Regions from separate parts of the Homo sapiens genome. Here region 2 is linked to region 1. Evidence: chromatin contacts called from ENCODE Hi-C data. All regions are on one chromosome and are shown on one strand. The core of a region is the stretch at or near the end of the contact, and the rest is flanking DNA. Distances in the headings are between cores, read along the strand shown. Region 1 has its middle 14 kb from the start of MIR7153. Region 2 has its middle 7.8 kb from the start of ANKRD62.

Evidence for each region. Hi-C counts contacts between places; a loop is a spot of excess contacts on that map. Pooled maps may share reads with other maps.
Region 2: a pooled map shows a loop between it and region 1 (2.8-fold over the local background). The contact joins two enhancer-like sites. A Hi-C loop is called at or near these places in 2 of 50 pooled maps.

Annotation. Positions count from the first base shown.
Region 1 is chr18:11,666,787-11,671,358 of GRCh38, forward strand. No RefSeq gene overlaps it. Among named protein-coding and RNA genes, the nearest start is that of MIR7153, 14 kb to the left of the region's middle. Within about 2 kb of position 3,010, at least 2 of the 41 ENCODE cell types and tissues checked have a DNase peak (open chromatin) inside an H3K27ac peak, as active enhancers do.
Region 2 is chr18:12,083,734-12,088,439 of GRCh38, forward strand. No RefSeq gene overlaps it. Among named protein-coding and RNA genes, the nearest start is that of ANKRD62, 7.8 kb to the right of the region's middle. RefSeq lists an enhancer at 2,435-3,167. Within about 2 kb of position 3,103, at least 4 of the 41 ENCODE cell types and tissues checked have a DNase peak (open chromatin) inside an H3K27ac peak, as active enhancers do.

The DNA of each region.
Region 1 (4,572 bases), core at 1,760-4,259:
CCCGTTCCTCAGAACCAGCCTCTTCTCACCACAGGGACACACACGCCCAAGGCCTTCTAGTCTTTTCCAGAGAAGCCAGAAACAATTTTTTTGTATGAAAGTTTCCCATTTTAAAATGCCTCTAACCAATTCAAACTGTCTTAAAATGCTGTGGGAAACAAATCCCACATCTGTGCTGCCTGGGGTCTGCCTGCGAGGGGCTGGCATATTTTGTGGCTTAGCACAAGGGCCCCTCATGCGTCCCCACCCAAAGGGGAGGCACAGCTTTCCTGGAGTGAAAATAGTGCCAGCACCTATCCACCAAAGCAGTCACAGCACCACCGTGCCTTGCCTCTGCCTCTCTTTTGAGAAATGCTGAAGGCTTTTTCTGAAATTGGCTATTGATCTGATTGTCATTCAGACTCACGTTTGCATTAATGCTCTCTTTAGTAAGTTAAGAATTTTCCTTTTGCTTTTTTCCAGAAGGATGGAAAGAAAGGTGGACAGAAGGGCAGATACGCTTTATTTCTGAATTACAGCTCAAGATTCAGGTGCTTCATAGCCAGAAAACTCCCTAAAGTAGCTTAGATGGAAGTACAAAAGATACGATTTTTAAATCTGTCCTTTTCAGTTCAGTACAAGGAATATTAATTCTGCCTTTAACAGCACAGACCTAACTCTGTGTCCCAGGACTATCCAGCTCTCCCACCCCTAGGTCGGACCCCAGTCAGGTGGAGCATTTTGCTTTGGGAAATTTTATCTCAGGGATTCTTTTGTTTCTGGAGGACAGCTTTTAAAAATAGCCACATAAAATGAGGAAAATGACTGAAGTCACTGGCATTATGTCTGTCTTTTAGAAATAGTGTCATCATCACCTCAGTGCCACCCAGCACGTGAGGGGCTCACAGGCCAGAGATGCGTCACTTCTTGACCTGTACAGGTTTTATGTCTTGTTGGGGGCCTACAACCAAGCCTGACTTTATGCACCAGATCCCTCAGGTGGGACCCCCAGAAGTGCTCCTGATCTTTACTGGGGGCTTCGTGTCCCATCTGGGCCAGCCTGGGCCTTGCTTGGAAGTGTGATGTTGTAACATACCCTGGCAGAAAAAAAATAGGCAGTTATATCACGACTGACATAAAGGTGAGCTTTATTAAGTGCGCAAAAGAAAACACTTAGATTTGTTCACTCAGGCAAACGTCTGAGGACATACCATTTACACACTACTTTAAATTATAAAAGACTGGACCTGTCTTAGTGTTAACTATTTGCCTTTTACAAAAGTACTGTCCCAGACATTATCTCATTTGATCCCTGCAAAACCCTCCAAGAGAGAAGACAGTGCTGGGCTCCCCCTGCTCCTGTTTTGCCAGTCAAGATAGTGAGGTGGCCTGTCTAAGCCACTGTCATCAAAGCTGTGCAAACAGAGAGCTAAATACCAGCTCAGGGCCTGTGGCTCAGGAACCGTGGCTCTTTCACCTTCCCTTGATGGTCTTTGGGTGCGAGGGCCAGCACCAAACCTAAACATTTATAAGAAAATGCAACAATTCCTGTTGCAAAGAATATTTTGTTGAATGGGTTACTGCATCTCAGCAAACACACTTTGGGGAGTGACAGAACAAAATCAGAAACCAATGTGGAGCACAACATCAGGGTCCATGAGATATTAGACATCCATGCCTGAACCAGGGAGCACCTGTGCCTTCGGTAGACATCAGTTGTCGACAAAAGACATGTGATTCAGTAAAAATAAAGTTCAGTGGCGAAATGAATCCTGAAAATAATTTAGAGAAAGAGAAACTAGAGTGCTGTGTTTGGTAGCAACAAGTTTGTCAGCGGGGTCTGAGAGAGAGAGAGAGAGAGAGAGAGCTGTCAGTATGGAAAAGATTAGGCTAAAGAGCCAGAAATGCCAGGAGCCCCCAAAATCTGACTGGCCACTGTAGTTTCAGCATATAAAAGTCAAAGTCGCCAAAACTTTTAAGCCAGAGTCTGCTAACCAAATGTGACTGAGGCAGGAGTCTCAATCGATAGAGGTTTATTTAACCAGAGTTTGGGGATATGCCCAGGAAAAACATGAGTTAGAGGAGTATCTGTAATCCGAGCTTTCCAAAGAAGGTTGTGGAGACTCAGTATTTAAAGGGGAAAAAAAAACAGCAGGAAGGAAGGGAGGGAGGGAGTGGAGGCACTAAGACAAATGGCTACACTTCCTTGTGAGCAATTCGTGACAGAGGCCATGTGAGAACCTGGCTGATGGATGAGGCTATGACACAGGGTCGTGAAGTTGTAGCTGTCTGTCTGGGAACAAAAGAAAGGTGGTATTGTGTGACTCACTTCACAAGCTTAACTTTCCCTTTGGCATACTGAGTTTCGGGGTCCCAAGATTTTATTTTCTTCTACAAGACTAATTTGCACCTTCTGCAACACATGTACGCTAAGTGTGGATGAAAAACACAGAGCCTCTAACAGATTGTGAACAGACAAAGGCTCATACTTTATGATAAGGACTAGAAATAAATTAAGAGGATACAGAGCCAGAGCGTGGCAGGGAGGCACTGTGAGATAGGAAAATGAGAGGTCTTTTTGCTGAGCCCTAGACGACATCTGCAGGAGGCAGGAACTGACTGTGGGTTCTGAGGCAGGTGACCAGCCAGCAGGGCTGTGGAGCCTAAGGCAGGTGACCAGCCATGGCTGTGGGGTCTGGGGCGGGTGGCTGGCCACAGGCAGCACAGCAGGGCTGGCGGCAGACATGGCTTTCGTCTGTTTTCTAATTCTAACTGCTTTGTGGAGAGTAGATTGGAGTCAGGCAAGCAACCAAGAAAAACGGCCAGTGCGGCCCACTTGAGAGATGCCTTGGTCCAGCAGGGCTGTGAGAATGGGAGTGTGGGTGGTGGACCTGAGCCCCGGGGCCCCTTGGCCCTTTCCTCATTTCAGATGGGCTACTCAAGAGACAGAAGCCAAACACATTTGACAGACGCTGCCGCTCAGGCCCGGGATCTCCCTAGAGACACCGTCTTCTCCTTTTCTCCGCCAGCCGGCCAGGCTGGTCAGCAAGACCAGACTTGCTTCTGCTGGCTGAGGCTTGGCCACACCCTAAATGTGCAGAGTGCCAGCCTGATGTGGGAGAGGAGGGTGAACAGGGTGGACTGGGCCTCCAATGCCATGCCCTGCACTCTATCTCTGCCTGCTCCCTGCCTTTCAGGGCAACTGGAACCCACCCTGCAGGCTGGCCCCTCCGGCCCTCCTCATTTACACCAAACACGTGGCTGGGGAACCGTGAAGCATGAAGAGGAAGGAGTTCGACAGTTTGCCGCTCTCTGTACCTTCCCTCTCCCCCAGCCCCAGCCTGTGGCGTGCAGCCCTGCTGGCGCTAACCTTCCCTGGTTACTGTCCTCCCCTCCAACTGCTGCGGAACCAGCCTCTAACTGCCTGCACTTCCAACTGCCACTGACTCAGAACCTTCTCAGGGTTCTTGCTGCGATCCAAGCTGAGCTCAGCCCCTCCACCCGTCTTTTTCTTCTTACTCTCCTTGAGCTCTCTGGTCTCTGCCCAGACCTCGCTGGTTCTCTCAAGGTTTCTAACTGGGGCTGAGGGCTGGCAGTCATCTTCACGTGCGGATCTTGAGCTTTCTCAACACCCAAGCCTTTTGAATACCCACCGAAATACGCTGTCAAAAACAGCTCAGGACCACACGACAATCTCTTAAAAAGAATATTTTGCTACGGAAGCAGAAAATCAAATTCTCACATCAAATATCACACATTGTCACGTAAAGGTGCTCTGAAGCCAGCTCTGCCCTGGATGGCTGCCCTCTCCCTGCCGAGCTCACTGGGCTTCCTGCTGGCCTGGGTCCTATATCATTTCATCCTCCCCCCAGATACCACACTCTCTCCTCTTCATAGCCAAATTTCTTGAAAAGTTTGCTAATTGTTAGGCGCTATTAATATATTTTATCACTTTGGGACGTAGCTCTGAGCAGCTCATTCTAAGACTCTGTTGGCGCTCTTTGTATTGTCAAGCTCTGTAATACACAATGGTGCTACAAAGACAAATTTAGACACAACACCTTTAAGGAATTCCGAGGGACCTAGGCAAAGTGCTCTGTGAAAACACAGAAGGAAGCAACCAGCAGCCTAGAAAGGTCTGGAGGGTCGTCTAAAGAAAAGGGGCTTGAGTTAAATTGGGAAGCATGAAGAGGAAGTCCCCAAGAAAGAAACTGGGAAAGACAACAATGATGGCTCTCACTGTGAAGACAGTGGAGTGTCTATCAGACAGCAAGGCCGAGATCACGGCTGGCTTCAGAAGGGCCTGCAGCCGCCACCTGGAAACCCCCAGCACTGTCCAGGTCTTGCCTCTGCTCCTCTTTGAGCATGCATTTCCTTCTTTTCTCTCCATGACCGGGGCGTCCCCTGATGCCCCTGGGCTGCCCCACAGCTCCTGAGTCTGCACATCACGTGCCAAAACAGAGGAGGAATGGCTTTCTTGATACTAATTCTTGTACCAAGAATGATTCATCTACAGTCAAGGTTCCACCCTGACCCGATTAAGTATGGCTAAGGGGATGGAGTCAGCATGAACACGCCAGCCGGGCCCACACT
Region 2 (4,706 bases), core at 1,853-4,352, 420 kb after region 1:
TCCAGGGCTGCACTGCCCACGGGGGCGGGTGGGATGTTTCGGGTTGAGGGCGCTATGGGGTGCGGGGAGGGGGACGGTTTGGTGTGTGCTTTAGCTAGGATTTTGCTTCAGCTAGGATTTCCAGTACTATGTTAAGTAACAGTGGTGACAGTGGGCATCCTTATCATGTTCCAGATCTTAGAGGAAGAGCTTTCCATATATCCCCATCCCATGTGATTCTAGCTGTGGGTCTCTCTCGTGTGGTTTTTATTATGGTGAGGTATGTTTCTTCTGTATCCAGATTTTTGATGATTTATTTATAGCATGAAGGGATGCTGAATTTCATCAGATGCTTTTTCAGTTTCAATTGACACGATTGTACCGTTTTTGTCCTTTATTCGGTTGATATGGTGTATCCCTCTGATTTTGTGTTGAATGGCCCTTGCATCTCAGGGATACATCCCACTTGGTCATGATGAATTATCTTTTTAATGTATTGTTGAATTTGATTTGCTGGCATTTTGTTGAGGATTTTTGTATCAATATTAGAGATACTGGCCTGTAGTTTCCTTGTTTGATGTCTTTGTCTGATTTTGGTATTATGGTAATAATGGCCTCATAGAATAAGTTTGGAAGTATTCCCTCCTGTTTTTCAAAATAGTTTTGAGTAGTATTGGTACTAGGTCTGCCCTCCTGTTTTTCAAAATAGCTTTGAGTAGGATCGGTACTAGGTCTGTGAATGTGTGGTGTGAAGCCATCAGCAGTGAAGCCATCGGTTCCTGGGCTTTTCTTTACTGGGAGACTTTTTCTGATGGCTTCAATCTCATTATTTGTTACCGATCTGTTCAGGTCTTCGATGTTTTCATGGTTCAACCTAGGTAGATTGTATGCGTCTAGGAATTTGTCAGTTTCTACTAGGCTTTTTAATTAATTGGCCTATTAAATAGGCAGTTATGATCCTTTGCATTTCTGAAGCATCAGTTGTAATGTCTCCTTTTTTTATCTCTTGATTTTATTTATTTGAATCTTCTCTTTTTCTTAGTTAGCCTGACTAAAAGTTTGTCAATTTTGTTTAACTTTCCAGAAAGCCAACTTTTTGTTTAGTCTTGTGTTTTTTTATTTCAATTTTATTTTTGCTACAATCTTTATTATTTATGTTGGGTTTAGTTTGTTCTTTACTAGTTGTTTAAGGTGTATTGTTTATTTGAAGTTTTTCTTCTGTTTGGATGGTAGGCACTTATAGCTATACATTTCTGCCTTTCTACTGCTTTTTGTGTGTCATAAGTTTTGGTATATTGTGTTTTCATTACCATTTGTTTCAAGAAATTTTTCAATTGCCATCTTAGTATCTTCATTGACCCACTAGTCATTCATTCACGAATGGATTGTTTAACTTCCATGTGATTGTATGGTTTCCAAAATCACTCTCTTACTTATATCTAGTTTTATTCCTTTGTAGTCAAAGAAGATGGCCATGGAGACAGCAGCGTGGTTGAAGTGGTAGGAGGCGGCCGTCAGCAAGAGCTGCTCTGTGCCTGGCAGCTGGAGGCTAGAGCCTGTGGCGCAGCGGCTCGCCTCACTGTGGTTGGTGGTGGCGGCGACAGAGACTGCAGCACTACCAGAGTGGTACGACAGGGGCTATCTGGGGCTGGACTTCTCACAGTGGGGGGTGCGTTGGGGGTACTCTCAGAGGTGTCACTGCCTGCGTTGGGTGTACCTGTTGGTAGCACTATATGGGGCTGTGCTGCCCATGGCGGGGAGTGGGTTATGGGTGCTCTCTGGGGCTGCAGTGCCCGTGGAGGAGGACAGGTTAGGGGCACTAATCAGGTACTATGCTGCTGGCGGCTTTGTTGGGGGTGGAAGTGGGGGGCGCTATTGAGGCAGGACTAGCCATGGAGGGGGGCTAGTTGGGTGCTGTTGGGGGCTGCACTGCTGGCGGTGGTTGGTAGAGGTGGCAGCGACAGTGGTGGCATCCAAGGAAGGAGCAATTCTCCTCTCCCTGGACTCCACACTCCAGAGGGCGACCTCCTGTTGCTCATACTGGAGTGTGGCAGGTGCACAGTGTTTCCGTGGGAATCCTAAGCATGGCAGAGCCCACACCTGCCATGGTTACTGGGCCTGTGCATTCTGGGTCTGTGCCACAGAGCCTGCCTGGCACCTCTGGGTATGGAGTAGTGGACACCACAGGGAACAGGGCCCTGTGCGTGGAGGCGTCCAGAATGGGAATTGGCACCTGGATGCAGAGGGTTGGCTTGATCTCTGAGTTTCTGCTGCTCCTGCTCAACAAGGAGTGCAGCCCCGGTGGGCCCAGCGGCTCCTGTGGAGTGGGGAGCTGGGATCTGTGGTGTCTCCAGCACCCACCTTAGGCCCCAGTTCCTGGCTAGCTTGGGCCAAAAGGAGAGGCTGGACTTTGGAGGCTGGGTGTGAGTGCCTTTGCTGAAACTGGCCTCTGCCACCCAGTGGCTCACATGACAAGGTGAGGCTCTGACGCTACCACCCTTTGCATCTTCCTCTAGGCTCTTCTGGCTTTGTCTGCCCAGCTGCTCCATGCCAGGAGGAGGAGGAGACACCTGCCATACACTGAAGGTTGCAACACTGCAGCTCGCCTCACTGAAGCATGCCAGAGAGGTAGGAGGGTGGCAACACTAGGAAGGCAGGTGGCAGCAGCCAGGGTGGGGGCAGGCCTATGGCAGTGGTGGAGCTGCGGCAGTGGCCAGGTGGCAGGAGCCTTGTAGGGAGGGCCGGTGCATTGGCATTCAGCCTGGCCCCGCCCTGTCCTGGACTGCCCTACTGTTACCTGGCTGTCTTGGCCCTGCCCTACCCTGCCCTGGCCCCACCCTGGCCCTGTCTTAGCCCTGTGTTATTGTGTCCCTGCCCTGGCCCTGCCCTTGCACTGGCCCTTCCCTGGCTCAGGCTGTGGCCCTGCGTCTGCCCTGGACCTTCCCTGAATCTGTGCTGGCCCGGCCTTGGCTCTGATCTGCTCCTTGTGCTGACCCTGGGCCTGCCATGGCCCTGGCCCTGCCAAAGGTCATGGTCCTGGTCCTGTTCTGGCCCTGACCTGGACTTGGACATGTCCTGGCCCTGATTTGTCCCAGCCCTGCCTTGGCCCGTCCCTGCCCTGGCCCCACCATGTCCCTGCCTGTTCTGCCCTCTGCCGGCAATGACCTCGCCCTGCCATGGCCCAGTTGTGCCATTGCCCTGCCTTACCCTGCCCTGGTTGTCCCCTGGCCCCTCCTGGCACTGGCCGCTCCATGGGCCTGCCCTGACTCTGCCGTGGCTTTTGCCCGGCCCTCACTATGGCCTGGTTCTGGCCCTGTCCTGGCCCCGCCCAGGCCCTGGCCCTGACCCTGGTCCTTCCATATCCCTGGCCCTGACCGTTATCCAGGCCCTGTCCCTGCTGCTGCCATATCCCTGGCCTGGGACCTGGCCCTGCCAGGGACGTGCCCTGACTCTGCCATGGCTCTGGCCCTACTCCGCCTTAGTCCTGGTCCCGACCTAGACCCTTTCCTGGCTCTGCCCTGGCCATGGTCGAAATGTCCTGGTCCTGAGCTGGCACTGGTCGGTCCCTGGTCTTGGCACCACACGCTCTGCCGTGCTCTGGCTGTGTCATCACCCTGCCCTGGACCTGCCCTTGTCCTACTCTGGTTTGACCCTGCCATGGACCTACCTTGGCCCTCACGCTAGCCTTGGCTAGGCCGTGCTCTGGACCTGGCCGTAGCCCAGACCTGGTTCTGGCCCTGGCCCTTGCCCTGGCCTTTGTCCTGCCATAGCCCTGGCCCTGGCCCTGAACTGGACTTGGAGATGTCCTGGCCCTGAAGTGACCTGGCCCTGCCTTGGCCTATCCCTGCCCTGCCCCTACCATCACCTTGCCCTGTTCTGCCCTGTCCCGGCAGTGACCCAGCCTTGCCATTGCCCTGCCCTACCCTGACTTGGCTGTTCCCTGGCTTGGCTCTGGACCTGGCTGTGCCCTGGACATCCTCGGACACTGCCTCAGCCCTGGCACTAGCCTGGCCCTGCCTTGGCATCATGGGCCCTGCCCTGTCTATGGACCAGCTCTGGTCCTGTCCTGCACTGGCCATACCACGCCCTTCCCTGCCCTGACTCAGCCCTGGCCTTGGCCTTACCCCTGGTCCTGCCATATTTCTCATCCTGTCCCTACCCTGGCCTTGGCCCTGACCCTTACCCTGCTCTGGCCCTGCCCTTGTTCTGGCCCTACCCTTGCCCTACCCCAGACCCTGCTCCTGTCCTGGCCCTGGCCCTTCCCTGCTTGAAACCTTACCCTGGTTCTGCCCTGGCCCTGACCCTGAAATGCCTGGCCCCACCCTGGCCTTGCACTGCTTGGCCCTTCCCCTGATTCTGGCCCTGTCACCGTCCTAGCCCCAGCCCTGTCACTGGTCTTGCCGTGGCCCAGACCCTTCCTTGGCCCTGCCCTGCCCCTGTTCTGGACCCTGGTTGTACCATGAACCTGCACTGTCCTTGCCCGTGTTTTGCTCCTGCCCCAAACCTGGTCCTGCCCCTGCCATGGTGATGGTCCTGGCTCTGCCCTGGCCATTCCCTGGCCCTGCCCTGGTATTGGCAATGTCCTGGCCCTGCCCTGGCTCCTAACTGCCCTGGCTTTTTCTTGGCCCTGTGCTACCTTGGCTCTGCCATGCCGTGGCCCTGCCTCTGCCTTGGCTCTGCTCTGGGCAAGGCCTTGGCCTTCAGCCTGGCCCTGCCCTGGACCTGCC